2 separate regions of the Homo sapiens genome follow, and region 1 is linked to region 2. Evidence: read pairs that join two places in POLR2A ChIA-PET (ENCODE). Cell type or tissue: OCI-LY7. All regions are shown on one strand. Each heading gives the region's core, and the rest is flanking DNA. Links, peaks and the distances in the headings are about the cores only.

Region 1 (8,244 bases), core at 1,370-6,369, 92 kb after region 2:
AATAAATAAATCAACAAATAAGCACACCATGCCAGATCTTGAAAAGTGCTTAAAGGGACTGAAACAAAGAGTGATTGTGCAGGGTGGAATGAAGTGAGGTGTGAGGCAGCTGGTAAAGACTGGGTGGTTCGTTGAGCAGGGGACATCTGAGCTAAGTCTTGAATGTCTAGAAAGAACCAGACATGGGAAGATGTACAGAAAGTATTTCCCATGGAGGTACCAGCTGGTGCAAAGGCCCTGGAGTAGGAACGAGCTTGCAGGCTTGAAGAACAAATAAGTCCATGTATTTGGAGGATCATGGGCAAGAGGGAAGAGGCAGGATGTAAGGTCAGAAAGAAAGCCAAGGACCAGATTATGAGGGATTTATACAGGCTCAATCACAGTATTTCTTAAAATGTGCAATGTACCCACCAGTGGTATCTTGTTTGTTTGAGGTGGTATATCTGCAAATATTTATATTAAAATAATTACATATCCATTTTAGAACATATTGGGAAAAGTATAATTATCATATCAAAACTATGATTTCCCAGATATTACCCTTCAGGTGAAACTAAATTAAAAAGTGAATCAGTGTAAAGAGAATATTAAGTCAATTATAGTACAGGTGTTATGCAGATATAGCAAAGATCTCAAAAGTAATGTTTGCAGAACTGAAGTTCAAGAAAATACTGCTTACCAATTAGACACAAGAGGGGAGAAATACACACCTGCCCTCCCCTCCACACCCCCAACGCACCCATCCACCCTGGTCCACCCAGCATCTAGCAGGTCGTCCATGCTGGCTGCTCAGAAGTGGGAGGTGGAAGAGGTGCCTAGTGTGGCAAAGATGGCCTGCTTTCCTTCAAATGTCCCCCACTCTCACTGTGTAGAGTTGTCTCCAATGGGGGAGCAGGCTAGCCAGGGACTGTATTTCCCAATCCATGTTTCTGGAAGGAGATACCATAGGACTGGTCTCACCAGTGGAATCAGAGTGGAAGATCAAATGTCACTTTTTGTGCCTCCTCCACTCTCTGTCCCTCCATCTGCCAGCAGGATCATTGAGAGGGCTACAGGGCAGTGCCTAGGGGATAGCAGAGATTTAAGATAACAGGTCCCTGAGGCCTGGAATCACTACATGGAAGAAAACCACCCACTGACCAGGAACTGTCACATAAGAGAGAAACCGCTTTTGTGTTAAGCCACTGGCATTTGTGGTTTTCTTGCTACAGAAGTTAGTTAAACCATACCTAGAATCATTGCCCTTTGGGAGATACCACATCCTAAGAATATGGCAACTATACCACATATGAATTGGTTGAGTTTAATTGGCAGAAAAGTAGTTGAATGGGAGTTAGATACATGATCTGTTTTTATATACTCAAAAGACTGTCTTGCAAGACAGGGATTTGGTACGTTCTGAGAGGAGCAATCATTGGAAGTTACAAAAAGGCAACTTTCATCATTGTGTGGAAGACAAGTTTAAAATAGGACAAGACAGCTGCCCTGCACAGTCATACAGGAGGTGTATAAACTGTTCAAATGAAGGGCGCAGGAATACAGGAGAGGAAAGCCAGGGTTTTCGGGGGTTGGGGGGGGCAGTTTGGTGGTGAAGATATTCTGCATTGGCTGAAAGGGTGGCTCCAGGGCCTCTGAGAACTCCCCATTTCTCCTTCCCCAATTCTGAGTCTCTCTCGTCTCTTGACACTTGAGAAGGTTGGGGCAGGAAGGTGAGAGAGAGCTTGATGAGAAAGCTCACCTTAACAGCTTTCTATTTTTGAGATCTACCCCTAAGGCACCTGACCCTATAGGCTGGTGTGCCCCAAGAGCACAGGCAAAGAAAGCTCAAGCACCCTGAGGAATCTGACTCACACTGGGACTTAGGTCCCAGGTCCTGAAGCCATTTCCTTGCGAAAGAGCATGACCAGAGCACACCTGAGCTCAGCAGACATGGTATCCAAATCCGCAATGCGTAGCATTCAGTTCCTTTGCTCTCCAATACACAGTCCAGGCAGAGCACCTGCAGAGAAAGACGTAATTTTTCTGAGAGAGAGGATGGTGGCCCAGCCCAGGAATGTGCAGCTCGGAAAGACAATCCCCTCTGCTGTGGATGGCCTGACTGCTCAGAGACAAGCAGGACAGGCTAGTAGTGAGTGCCAGGGCCTCCAGAAGGGATCTAGGTCAGAGCTCAGAGCTCAGATCCAGACAGAAATGAGTGAAGTGGGCCTAATGTAAGGCAAGAAGAAATGGTAGGGACTATGGCAAAATTAAGAAAGAAAATCAGAAGCAAGAGGAATTAAAAATGGAAAAGTTCCTCTTTGACAAGCCTTTCACTTACAAATAAGAAGACAGAAGCTCAAAGAAGGCAGGGTCTTCCTTCAAGTCACTGTTTCGGGGCAGTGTTAAGAACGAGAACTCAAGGCTTCTCTATCCAGTCACTGTTCTGCTGACGAGCAGGGGTGGGATCAAGGGAAGGTCACCAGCACATGGAGAGCAGCCACAGTGGAAGAGACAGCCCTGGCTGGGAACTTGGAAAACAGATCCCATCCTGACTCTGCCTTCAACTCCTGAGCTTGGGCAGTACCTTGTATTTCTCTGGGCTACAAAGACGGTTGAGCAGGTGGTCCCAAACATCCCTTCCAACTCCGACATTCGCAGGACATTTGCAAGGAGAAATAGAAATTATTATTTAGACATTTCTTTGCTCACCCCCAGCTCTGATCAGACTCTTAGTCCCTTGGAGTTTAACCCCTACATATCTCTTGAGCTCAGCCCCCTTTTCCCATCCTCTGACACAGCTTTGGCATAACCCTCATCATCTCCCTCCCAAATGGCTGAAAGGGCCTCCTGGCCAGCCTCCTTCCTTCATTCTCGACCCATCTTATCCATTCACAGCTGCCAAAGTGCTACATCAACAAGAAAGTTGATTATATCATGCTTTTGCTGACCACCCTCTGTGGCTCCCCAGTGCCTTCTGGAATAAAACTCAAATTTAACACCGTATCTTGGGCCCTCAAAAAATGAACCCAGCTTCATTTTCAGCTCTTACTCAGCTCACTTTTTCCAAATATTTTATGTCCCGCTATATCAAACTCCTTGCCACTTCATGAACACACTCTAAAGTTTCATCCTTCAAAACTTTTGACACATGTTGATCCTTGTGTTTTGAATGCCCTTCCACATCCTCTGTACTTGGTAGCAGTGGGAGGAGTAATCTATCCTAGTTTAGGCAATAAGAAGATGCATTATTTCTAGGAATTTAAAAATCAATAAGACAGCCTAAAATTTAGACATCTTTTTATTGTCATCTTGCACTGGCAATTGTAAACGTCAACAGTGATTAAAAAAATGCTTCTCCCTACTGGAGTAGACTACTGTAACCATCATCCTCCCTGGAGCACCACTAGAACATGGAAGTCCCCTATTATTCTTGAAAACTCAGCATATTACTTCATCTGTAAAGACCTCTCTTGACCCTTTAATCTATTCCTTCATTCTCCACTGAACTGCTAATTTTCCTGATTTATACTTTTATTTCACTACCTTTGTAAATGCTACATTTTACTTTGGTTTATGAGTCCGTCTCTCTCAAAGGGCAGTGAATTCCTTGAAGACAGTGGCTATACCTGTGTCTTCCTAAAGCTTGGCACAGCACCTGGGATGTAACAGGGGCACAGAAGATGGGTAATAAATGAATGAATGAGCATACTTTGAGCTCTTCTGAACACTGATTTAGGCATGATGGATTTCCAAGTCACAATGCAATTAAAAGCTCCAATTTATGCTTCAAAAGTTTTTGCAGATCAAGTCATAATGATCTGGCTGGAGGTCCTCTCCTTGCTGGGACACCACAGGAAGGTGTTCAGGTGGTACTGAAATGACTCACTACCCCAGTGGCTTAACAGGATTACCTAGGGGCTTACGTTGCTCAGTGAAGCATAGTGGGAGCCCCAGCAGTGCCAGCCAAGCCAAGAGCCGAAGCTGCTATCTGTGTGACTGGGGACTGGAAACTAAAAATTACTATAGTCCACTAGCTGAGAAGAGAAAGTTGCAGAAGAAACAGAGTGCCTCCCCTGCCCCTCCCCAATTGGTTTGCATCCTTCCTTTTACTCCCAATATCTCAGAATGCCTACCTAGAAGGAACTTGGGTTAAAATCTGGGTGACATCCTCAACTTGCAGGTTAGAAAGCTGAGGTCCAGAGAAAGGCATAAACTCTCAAGGCCGCATAGCTGGTAAGTGACAGAATTGAGAACTGAGTCTGCATATGTTCATTCCCTGTCCAGTGAGGGAGCATCAGGACCTGGAACCATGCAAGGAGGTGAAAGCTGAAGGTGGGGGGGTGAAGTCACACTGGTTTGTTGGTTTGTTGAGTTTTTTTTTACTTTGAATTGAAGTGAAATTCACATAATATAAAATTAACATTTTAAGTGTAGAATTTAGTAACATTTAGTACATCCACAATATTGTGCAACCACCACCTCTATCTGGTTACAAGACATTTTTTATCACCCCAAAAGGAAACCTTACACCATTAAGCACTCACTCTATTTCCCCCTCTTCCAAGACTGGCAATCACTAGTCTGCTTTCTGTCTCTATGGATTTGCCTATTCTAAACATTTCGTACAAATGAAACCATAGAATCTGTGGCTGTTTGCGTCTGGCTTCTCTCACCTAGCATGTTTTCAAGGTCAATCATGTTGTAACATGTATCAGTATTTCTTTCATTCCTTTTCGTGGCTGACTAATATTCCTTTGTGTGGGTATAACATATTTTGTCTATCACATCTGGTTTTAACTAAGTGTTGGGTGCTGGGGTAACAAGAAGCCTCTTAATTTATTCATGCTTTCTTCACTCTACACTCTTGAAAACAGGCACAGAGTGAGGACTTGGTAATGTCTACTGGGTGGGCGTTTATTGAATGCTTGCCACTGTTAGAGCTTAGTGAGGCTCCTAGAACTGACCTGGCAAGATGATGTGGAGAAGGATCATGCACTGAACCCAGTAGAGATCTGGGCTCTGGTTCCGGCTCTTCAATAATCAGCTGAGTGGCCCCAATCAGGTTCTTCCCCTTCTCTGGGCCACAGTCTCCTCAACTCTAAGCCAGGATAATAATGCCAGTTGCTTTCGTCTGTTCAGGTTCCTATAATACACTATCACAGACTGGGTGGCTTATTGACAACATACATTCATTTCTCACAGATATGGAGGCTGGAAGTCCAGGACCAGGTGCCAGCATGGGCAGCTTCTGGTGAGGGTGATCTTCCAAGTTGTAGACTACCAACTGCTCCTTGTGTCCTCATGTGGTGGGAAGGGGTGAGAGAGCTCTCTGGGGCCTCTTTTGTAAGGCCAATAATTCCACTCATGAGGACCTGGTTCTCATGACCAAATCACCTCACTAAGGCCCCATCTCCTAACACCATCCCGCTGGGGCTTAGGTTTCAACACATGACTTTGGGGAGGACACAAACATTCAGATAATAGCACCTGTCTAACTAATCACCTGCCAGGGCTACTGGGAGTCCTGAATGGAATAATATCTGTAAAAGTTCCCTGTAAACAACTCCTCTTATGTAAAGCTTATCTCATTTAAAACAAAACCAAAAACTCCTCACTAACCATCTACCTGTAAAGATATGGTTATTGACAGCAAATGGTGAGATAGAGGAAGATTCTCTACCAGGATTTCCTTCAGGGGGCCATATCTATTTGCTTGGGATAAAATACCTGGATGGGCACAGAAGGGACCTGAGTATGGGGAACTTTACTAAAGAAGACCAGGGATCAGGTGCCTGTTGCTCAGAAGAATGAGGTTGAGGACCAGAGAAGGCAGGAGGTGAAAAGACAGCAAGGGCTGCCGAGTCTATGAAGACTCCCCTCATGACCCTCGATCTTCAGTAAAGTTACCAAACTCACAAACGTCTGAATGCAAGTGGGTTTTTGTGAAGACCAAGTGAAGGAAATGGGCTTTGTTCCTGGAATGGGTGGTGCAGGACAGAACCAGACAGCACTCTTAGATAAGAGGGCATGAAAGCTGAATGAGGCATGATGATATATGGTGTGGGTACGGAGAGCAACTGCTCTGTGGATTCAAGGCTCTCATAAGGCTTGGCATTGGGGTTCGGGTCAAGTTTAATAGGATCTCCAAGGGCCTCCGCTGACATCTGGGCTGCACACAATTAGACATCCGCCACAAGGGCTGTGCCCATGGGCAAAACCACTGATGAGACCCATGGTGTCCCCACGCTGATATTACAGTGACTTATACCTTTCGACCCTATGCAGCCCTCAACCCTACAGCCACAGTACGAGAACTTGGATCTTGGCACTCGTTTGCTTTTGCTCCCAAACAATTGTTGGTTCAGAGGCCTTTATATGGCAACCACAAATGAATCAACTCTGCAAACAAGGCAGACCCTTGGAATGGCCCCTAAGTACTTTCTGCTGTCACCAGCAAAGAACTTGTGCAGTAACAGCCTCCCTCAGGACCTAGTAAACCTCTGTTCTTCTGCTCAGTTGCCAGGTGACATGCTAGTTACTGGCTTAGAGCAACATGCCAGTAAGATCAGTATGAGGCTTAGAGCTATGTCCAGTAAGATTAGTATGAGGCTTAGAGCTGTGCCCAACACAGTTAGCTTTGTACCAGAGGGAATGTTGTTCCTCATACCCCTTTACAAATCAGTTCCCTCCTGGATTTTGATCCTAAGAAAATCAACAAAAGCACAAAGCTGAATATCCTAAGATAATCTTTACAAAATTATCCATAATGCTAAGCAGCTGGAGACATAAAATTCCAACAATAGGTAAAAGGCAAGAAACTTGGTGTGAATCACCACAATGGCATTTCTGCAGCCATAAAAGAAAGATTGGAGCAATACGGCAAATTCATGTAATATTAAGCGAAAACACAGAACCCTAAATAGTATTTGTGACATGACTGCAACTATGTAAAAATGTGCATTGTATATGGACAAGAAGACAGATGGGACTATGGAAAATAAAAAAATATTGCAAAAGGTAGAATACCTACAGGCAGCTTTTTCTTTAATATTATCTTTTATATCATCCTCTTTGTATTTCACTAGGTTCAAACCTGCATTCTTATCCAGCTGTTTATCTGCATCTGTTTTCCCCACCCAATTAGATTTCATATATCTGTCACTATAAAGATATTTATAATTCTGTTTGTGCTGACTTGTTTCTACCTCCCTTACCTTGTAGAACCTTCTATAAGTGAAACCCACATGATATCGGGCAGGAGGTGGCTAAACAATAATGTGCCAGGCTGCTGTTGCTTGGGAGGTATTTACTAATGCTGCACTGGAAGTGTCGTGGTGCTTGCAAATAGAGGATCCATTTTCAGTTTGGACTCTAATCAGGAAGAAGGGACTCTTTCCATGTAAGAGGTTTTAAAACCCTTCCCAGCAACCAGGATGTGGGAACTAGAGCAGCCAGGGATGATGAATTCTGATCCTCACTGAGAAAATGGAGCTTCAGTATGATTAGGGAGCAACAGAGTGCTCCAGTATCATCAATGAGCAAGAGAGTGCTCCAGGATGATGGGTGAGCAACATAGAGCTCCAGCATGATCAGTGAGCAACAAAGTGCTCCAGCATCATCAGCAAGAAAGAGTGCTCTGGTGTGTCTGGTGAGCAGCTGCAGCACTAGTGGAGATGCCAGTTTCAGAGTAAACAAGCACAGATTAAAGATTCTCTGTGATCAGTAAGTCGGGGTCTAGAATAACTGATGGGCATTTCAGTCCAGATCACACCATGAAAAACCAGAGAAATGGGACCCAGAGGGGAGGATGCTAAAAACTCCAGGACTCTTCCTCTAGCCACCTGGATGCCAGATCCCTGCCCCAGATCCTTTATAATTGGCACCAGAACTCACAGTGCAGTCTCTGTTTCATTCATTTTCTATAAGATTATGCAGGAGATGGTATTTAGGTCTCATTCCAGAGAGTGAGCTCAGGCGTCCTCAGCTAATTTTCATTGAGGGTCAGGCTAAAGAATATCAGGGCTTGTGCTATAGAAACCTGGGCCAGGTGAGTTCTATCTGGCATCTAGAATCAGGGTTCTGCTCCCTGTATAGGCAAACCTGGGAGACAAACTGTCCCTGGAGAATTCTGTTTGAACAGGCTTGCTTCTTTTTGCATGAGCTGTCTACTGGATGAGGAAAGTCCTGATCATTACTTGTATAAAAACATCGCAGAGGAGAAGGATACATAAGAAAATGGTATAGTGGTCGGCTTTGAAAAGGAGG
Region 2 (8,244 bases), core at 1,401-6,400:
ATCCATAGTGGGTATGGTTAAAACGCAGGTTCCGATTTAGAGGTCAATGGTGGGACCTGAAATTCTGCATTTCTAATAACTTTCCAGTTTATGTCAATGCCACTGATCCATGGACCAAACTTTAAGAAGCAAGGGTCTAGAGCTCTAAGAATTACAGTTTGGAAACCACTGATCTTTAGGTTATACAGACAATGAGCCTTCTCGCTCCCCATCCCTGGGGATATTAAGCCAAGTTTCCTGGATTAGATTCTGCCTAGACTGAAGTCAGCTTCTATAATCAACTGTAAATCAAGATCCTAGGATTGCCTCCTTCTGGCTCTAGGTGTCTATCATCTCCAATGGCAGTCTGGGAAAATTCCTAAGAGGCTTGGCCGTGAGAAAGAGCTTTAAGGTGTGGGCTTTACCCTAACGGAAAAGTACAAAATGTTCAGATCAATCTTTATCTCCATCCCCAACTACCACTGCAACACACAGGAAAAGAGAGAGAGAGAGAGAGATCAACCCAGTGTTCCCCTTGGCACTTAAAAAGAAGGGTGACAACCACCCTCGCCCTGCCCTCTCCTAACCCCAGCTAATGGAGGTCATTTCCCTCTCACACCCTCTATCCCTCAGGTCCACCCCCTTTTGGGGACTGAGATGCTCCCACTGAGGTCAAAAGTATTTTTAGCTATGCCATGTGGGCCCATGCTTGGCCAACTCTCCCTGGACGTTAATCTTGGATTCCACAAATGCCAGGTCTCCTGATCCAGGAGGCATGGAGGTGACAGGGAAATCTGAGTGTCTTGGAAATTACAGTGCATGGCCTTTTGAGGATTTTGTCTCAATGCCATGTATGATAAAAACAAAAACAGTAACACCTAATGCTCAGAAAATGCTTCAGCATTTACCGAGTGCTTTCTCCCACATTGCCTCATTTGATCTTCCAGAGGGTCATGGGGAAGACAAGGCAAAAATTGTTCTTATTTCTATTTAATAGCAGGACCAGGTGAGCTGGCAAGATAACACGGCTAGTAAGTGGTAAACTTGGGCCTTCAGCCCCTCCATCCAAGCTCAGTGCTCTTACCATACCCTATACAATCCTACCTTTTTGCTTCTCCCCTAGCTTGGTTTTACTTTGTTTTGTTAAATATTACAAGATTCAATATCTGCATAAATGCCTTTAAGAAATGGGAGATTCGAAACAAGGAAGAATGAGGCAGCTTGTGTCAGTCACAGGTCCTGGAAGGAAGCAGAGGACTTGCTTAAAGAAGGTGGGCAAAAAGAGATTCATGATAATTTGCAAAGATACAGGCAGGGTTAAGGAAAACCAAGAGATAGCAATGTGCCCTAAGGCTCACAACAACTGGGGGCTGTTACCTGCTCTTGGCCTGAAAGAGCAAAGAAAGAGGCAGTTACCAGAGTCTGGAAAGTCCTGGTAAGCTGCAGGAGAGGGCTGTGGCCTTTGGCATTGCCAACCTGCCACTGTCAGTGAGGGTGCTGGGGACAAAGTAGGCTCACCTCTCCCCTCTCCCGCCTTCCAACCACCTGATCAGTGCTGGGCTGATTCCAACCAGAAGTCAAAGGAATAGGGAACCTAAAGATATCCATAAAGGCCAGCCTCCTGGAGTGGCTGCAAGACAAGGATGAAAAATAGATTTGTAGGGTCAAACAGGAAACACTCAGTGTGTAGCTGTGCTCACTGTGATAGCCTAGGACTCAGGAGGGAGGAGACGGCACAGAGTCAGAGGGGCTGGGATTTGCAAGGTGGGGATTCGCCTTGTTCTCTCAAAGTGGAATTATTTCAAAGCCCACCTGCAGTTAGCTCTCTGGGAGCCAATCTGGCCATGGGCCCCAGGGGAGTCCAAGAAAAACCAGATCACGGCTCCCAAGAGACTCTACTAACCCCACAAGCAGGATTGGCCATCCTGTGGCCTGGGTTTAGATGTCAGTTCCACCATTCTGCCCAATTCCAGGTTGTGACTCTGGATAATTCATTTAATCTCTCTGAATCTCTGAGTCCTTATCTGTGAAATGAGTATAATAACAATCCCTGGGCCACCCATCTCACGACAGGCTGGAACTTCACACACTGGAAATGCCACATAAGAATTCCACAGAGGGAGGCCACATAAGAATAGCATGGATCCCAAACAGCCAGGACCACCTAAGTCTCATTTGCTCTTCATAAGAATAATACCTAGATTTGAAAAAGGTTAAATCCAGAAAAGCCCTAGAATCATCAGACCAACTACTCTCATATAAAAAGAAGAATGTGAGAGAAAGGTTCACAGATGGGGACAGAGCTGGGGCACCAGTCTCCCCGCTTTCACAGTCCCATGCTGCCCCTCCTTCCTGCCCATGAAAGTGACAAGACCTACCCATGTAAGGATCAAATGACATAAAGGATGAAGCAGTGTTTTGTCAATTGTAATGGTGGTTGCTATCATTGTCATTAACAATAACAATCCTTCCCCTACAAACCTATCCCAGGGACGAAAATTATCGTCATTAGCTATGTCTTCAAGGACATGGTAAAATATGACTATTTTACCAGAGCAAAGGACATGAAAACCTGAGAGCACACAGCAGGTGAGGTCATCAGAATAGCTAGTGATAAATATTACTTGGCTGAGAATGAGATTCTGGGAATATGGGACATGAGGCAGGTGAGTTTTGATTGTCAGCAGGTGGCAGGAAAGACAGGACTTGTAAGATCTGCATGTACGAATGAAATTTCAGATGGAGACATAACAGGTTGGGGGCTTGGTCCAAACCCCAGTTGGATAGAGGAGGAAACCCCAGGCCAGAAAGGCTAATGGGCTTCCTGGAGCCTCCCTGAAAGTTAGTGGTATTGGGCTTTCAAAGCTCATCTTTAACAGCCAGATTCTATGGTTCAGCCTTTGGCACCTACTTCCATATGTGGACTCCTCAATGAAGAGACTAGAATGTGTCTCATTTGTTACAAGAAGATCATATGCCACATTGCAGCTTTTAAATCAAAAGTCAGAATCTTGACTCTTGGTGAAGATCTCCAGCTTTCAAACTGTCTAGATCAGGGCACTGGTCACACTCCACTGATCTCATTCTGTTCTGCTTCTCTTGTATCTCTCATCACTTCAGTGGCTCCTCTACTCCACCGGCTTCCATCTATCGTCCATACATTCACTCAACAAATATTCACTGAGGACCTGTAGTGCCTTTAACTAGGAATACCATGAGAATTTTGTCTGAATGCCGCGTATGATAAAAACAACAACAGTAACACCTAATCCTTCAGCATTTACCAAGTGCTTTCTCCCGCATTGCCTTGTTTGATCTTCCCAAGAGGGTCATAGGGAAGATAAGGCAGCCCTACCCTCACAGAGCTGACTATGCAGAGGAGGTTGATGGAACCTGCCAAATTTCACTGCAACAATCACATGAGCAAAGCATTGGCTCAATCCAAAGCCCAGTGCTGAGCAAAGCCACTTGCTCTTCCTGGAAGGGCGCAAATATCCTAAATAGAAGAGAAGTACAGAATGTTGGGACTGAAAAAACCCATTGTGCATAGTACATCCAGTGTCCAACCTTCTCTCTATGAAGACAAGGGCAGTTCAGTACTGTATTTATGAGCATGGGAGGTAGGTAGACTTCCTAGGAAAAATTCCCAGCTCCATTGCTTACTGTGTTACCTTGGGTAGTGACTGAACTTCTCTTTCATACTGTCTGAGCTCTATTTTCTTCATCTGGGTCACAACAGTAATCATAGTGCCTACAGAACTGCTATGAGCATTAGATAAGGCAATATATGTCAAGTTTGAGGGCAAAGACTGGACTGGCAATTACTCAATGAAAGGTCACTGTCATTGTAGCTAAACTGAATCCAAAAAGAGATATGGCTCATCCAATGCCACTCACCTAGTTAGAAGCAGATCCAAAGTTTGAACTCAGATGCCCCAGTACTAGTCCAGTGTTCTTTCCACTATACCTGCTACCTTCCTACCAGGAAAACTACAATGTGAACAGCCTTATCCCACTGAATGTTTAAACTAACAAGGAAATTGGAGATTGTATTACCATACAGAACCTTTCTCATTTGGACTACTAGAAAGGTTATATTTCTTCCACTCAAGTAACCCCATTTCTACTGACTAATTATCTGCCTCACCCTCCTTGCTAAGGAAACTGAAGTTTTTGGTCCACCACGTGGTCAACACTTGGGGCCAAGTGTTTCCTCTCATCCTTATCTTGCTGAATCACTCTACCTCTGCAGCCCAAATCTTTATAGTTACTTCCCCATCTCAGTTTTCTTTGCTTAGATTAAGCACTATTTTTACAACCCAGTTGGCTAGAGGGTTGCAAACTAATGTAGAATCTATAGTAAAGGCCTGGGGCCCTGTAATGGGTCAGAAGACTCACCCAAATCACCATCAGGGTGGTGGCAAGCCAATGCTAGGAATTAACAGATACCGGTATTTGTGTCCACCAAAGCATATTTAACAGCCCTTGATAATTGCACAGCCTAAGTCCTAACACTTACTGATTCCAATGAATGACAATGTGTTACAGATTCTAAAATGGTTCACCTTTAGAAATGAATTGATCTAGTCTCCCTTTTTTGTAGGGATGCCAGTCTTAGAGTAGAAATGAGAACAAAGAGTAACAGAGCGTAAGTGTTGAGGGTTTGGATTTTGTAACCAAACTGCTTGGATTCACATCTTGGTAGGCCTCACAACCTAGTACTGTAAGGCCTAGGCCAAGTTACTTTATGTCTATGTGCCTCAATTTCCCCATCTGTAAATAGGGCAAAGGCACTTGCCTTATAGGATTATTATGAGAATTAAACGAATTCATAACTTATAAAGTGCATAGAACATGCCTGGCACATAACGAGCACTATATGTTTGTAAAATCAATAAAATAAGAAGGCGGGAGACTGAGTCTCAGTTACATGCCTACTCTAGGTATTCACATATTGGATTAAATAGTCCTTAGGACCCCTTTCTTTCACTGTCCTGGTGATGGCAGGCCTGGAAATGCCACTCTGTACTGCTCTCTGAGATGTCAAAGCAGCCCTTTGGAAGCACCAAGGAAGAGTACAACTACACGTGACTAAACTCTCCTGGCTGAGTCAAAAACCACTGCAATTTTTAGTGTTTCCTTGGCCTTAGCCACATTCATTGCAGGAGGAACCTCAGGAGCTTGGAAGCAGAGCATCTGCCCACTAGCGGTCTACATGGGGCCTCTGAAATTCACAAGTGCGCCAGGAGCTCATTACTTCTTGCCCTTCTCCCTGTCTCTCTGATTCACCTCTTGTTTGATGCCCTGAAGGTGACTAATGATTCAGAGCATCCCATCTTTGGTTCCGCCCAGGTATTCTCCTTCAGACCTTGATTCCACTTGAAAAACAAAAAGAAAACAACTCTGATTCATTTGATTCCACTTCTTTGGGGTTTTGGGAGTGGGGAGACAAGAGTGATGGAGAAAACATACAAATTGGACTGGTAAAGTGGTCTAATTCAGAGGGTGCATTGCCCTGCACCTGAAGGTGAGGAAAGACTGGCAGCCACCTTACCAGCACCTGACATCAGACATGAGTGACAGGCAAGCTCCCGAGAAACCTGTGGAACCTCACCAGCATGCAGACTGTCTTTATTTACTTTCTTTTCTACTTGCTGTGCCTTTGGTGCTGGAAGCAAGGGCATGGACGGACAACTGCTCAGACTAAGGTTGCTTCTCTAACTCTCCTTCCTGCCTGGCACCATTAGCTCAACCCCTCATCACCTCTCAGAAGATTGGACTCCAGTTCTGAGTCCATCCCCTCGCCGTCAGTCCTCCCTGGAGTCCATTTGCACTCCAGGCTAAATTAGCATCTCAAAAGCCATCTTCTCATTATGTCACTGTCCTCCTCAAAAGCTGCCAGGCTCCTTGCAGTCTGCAGACAAAGTTGAACTTCTCACTGGTCTTCAAGTCCCACTGGCTTTAACTCCCACAGATTCCCTACCCAATCAAAATTATGATGTACCCACTCTAATCAGTCATTCTTACCCTCCACTAAGAATATCTCACATCCATACCTCTATGGAAATCACAGGCTCTAATCATTTACTCTCTGGGTGGCCTTGGAAAAGCAATTTATCACCTCTGAGCCTCAATTTCCTCATCTACAAAATGATGCTATCTAACAGGGGAGGATTTCCATGAAGAGGAACTGAGATAATATACAAGGGCATAGCACAGTACCTCAAACATAGTGAGAGAACAACAAAAGTTAGCTTTAATCATAATCATCAAAATAATAATGACATTGATAATTGTCATTGATAATTGGTCTAGCTCATGTCATCTCTTCCATGAAGCCTTCTCTGATCTTCAATCTGAGTGTGATTCCTCCTTCTTTTGAAGTCACCCTATACTTGTAGGGCCATCCCCATATGCTACAGGGTATCACAGTGACTTCTCCACTTATCCTGTCTCCTTCTTTATCTGCCTGTGGGTCATTTGCCTCATCTAAAACTGAATCCTGGCACTTGGTAAAGCTTTATTTCATGTGGATGTTTCTCTGGATTCTGCAGGCAGGGCCAGAAAATGTCAATGGTGATTGTGAACTGTTCTGGAAGAATAGGGTTTCCCTTCAGAAATAAAAGAGTACCTCACTGTGGTACCTCTCTGCCTGTGTGGACACACAACACAACCCAGCCCAGTCTGGGCCACCAGAGGAACCAGCTGGTCGAGCTTTGTGAACTTTGTCTTCATGCCCCGACACCCTACTTCCCAAAGCCTGGACCGGTAAAGTTCTTTTCACCAGAAAGGACAAGGGCAAGTGAGTGCAAGAGAGAAAGTGGCACATTTATCACTGAGAACCTGCTTGGGAAATGGGGGAAAGGGGAAGGGAAGAGATCTTATTTTCTAAGACTTGAGAAGGGAAAATGGAAGTGGGAGGGAAATCATCTGTGGCTTATGTTCTCTAAAGTTCAAAGGGAACTTGCTGCCCCATACATGATGTTGATTAGGGAAAGTATCATCTAGTTACACTGAACCCCACAGATTGGTAAGCATGAACTCAGAAGGGTCCCAGCTTTCTGATTCATCTGATCCACAAGCCTTGGTCAGCAAGCACGCAGTTGCTTTTGCTTTAAGATGACCTTATTTGAAATTCCTTATGTAGCTGTCACTGCCAGCACTAAAGCCTGGTCATTTACAGTAGCTGTCCTTTCTGAATTTAAATCTGATAAAACAGGCTGCGCCTGCCCCACACCTCCTAGGGGTCTAGATCTGAAAGGAGCCCCAGGGATCATCCCATCTAGTCTAACCCTGGCCCAGAGAGGAAGGGTCACACCACCAGGCAGTGCTGAAGCCAGGCCTGCAACACACTTTCCACTACCCCAAGATGCCCCCACTGGCTGTTCAATTTAAGGACATAACCCGTGAAGAAAGGAGATTGTGAAATGCTTCCACTAGAAGCCCAAGGGTGGCTGAAAGCCCAGATGCTTCTCTCTTAACCCTCCTAACCTAGTCCCAGTTCAGCAGTTTGCTTCCCACTGTTTCATGTTAACCCTTTTTCTCCATGAGGCCAAGGCTTGTCTTCCAATGAGCAGCTCCTTACAATAACTAAGCCGGCTTCTGCTTGTACCTTCCCAGACACCTCCACTGGCAAAACCTTTCCATTGAGCAATCTTCTTGTGAAAACTGACTCTTCTTTGCCCTTTACAATTACTCAGCAACTCTGCAAAACAGTAACCCAACTGTTTATTTTGATTTCAAGCTTGGGGTTAAAGGGCTAGCTTTGTCATTTTTTTTTTTTTATTCCCCTTGAGGAAGTTACTAGAGACCTCAGGGATTTCTTGTCTTTGACTCTTGACTACCAGCTTGACATGCCTCCATCTTCCACTAGCCCCCAGTCTGTGCCAGGTGACACAGAAGTTTCCAGGAAGGAAAGGGGATACTCCTCCAGAGGAAAGATACTTCCTAAATGGAGAGCTGGCATTCACTCAACCTTCCCTCCAACCACCCATCCCCAAGGCACCAACCTGCCCATGTTTTCAATGCATCTGCCAGGCTGCATCACTATCTCCCATGTTTGTTCTGTAGTTTCAGAGTTTACAAAGCACTCTAACCTCCCTCAATTCAGGGGATGTTCAGGACCTCCTGAAGGGTAGGCCACACAGGTTTGCATATTAGAGAGGAGATAATCATATATGTTTATGCTTATATCTGGGACTAACCTAATCAAGGTTAGAAATTATAGTCAGCCTCTTGACTCCACGTTCAGTGTTCCTTATAATC

The links. ChIA-PET counts read pairs that join two places held together with the same protein. Peaks named below come from ENCODE experiments on the same cell type or tissue, not always from the same donor. Only the 100,000 strongest peaks of a DNase experiment are listed, where the experiment ranks them.
Region 1: POLR2A ChIA-PET joins it to region 2 with 6 read pairs; 2 of 35 experiments call an interaction of 5 or more read pairs at or near these places.

The regions. Positions count from the first base shown.
Region 1 is chr3:188,040,206-188,048,449 of GRCh38, forward strand. It overlaps LOC107986166 (a long non-coding RNA gene), which reads right to left and starts at 2,392. Exons shown (of 5, transcript XR_001741061.2): 1 at 2,318-2,392; 2 at 1,913-1,999. In OCI-LY7, for the core only: no CTCF peak of the experiment used is centred there; a DNase peak (open chromatin) is centred at 3,886; H3K4me3 peaks cover 848 bases.
Region 2 is chr3:187,947,817-187,956,060 of GRCh38, forward strand. No RefSeq gene overlaps it. Among named protein-coding and RNA genes, the nearest start is that of LINC01991, 24 kb to the right of the region's middle. In OCI-LY7, for the core only: a CTCF peak has its summit at 2,630 (motif pointing right); DNase peaks (open chromatin) are centred at 1,810, 3,045, 4,185 and 6,153; H3K4me3 peaks cover 1,026 bases; H3K27ac peaks cover 5,000 bases.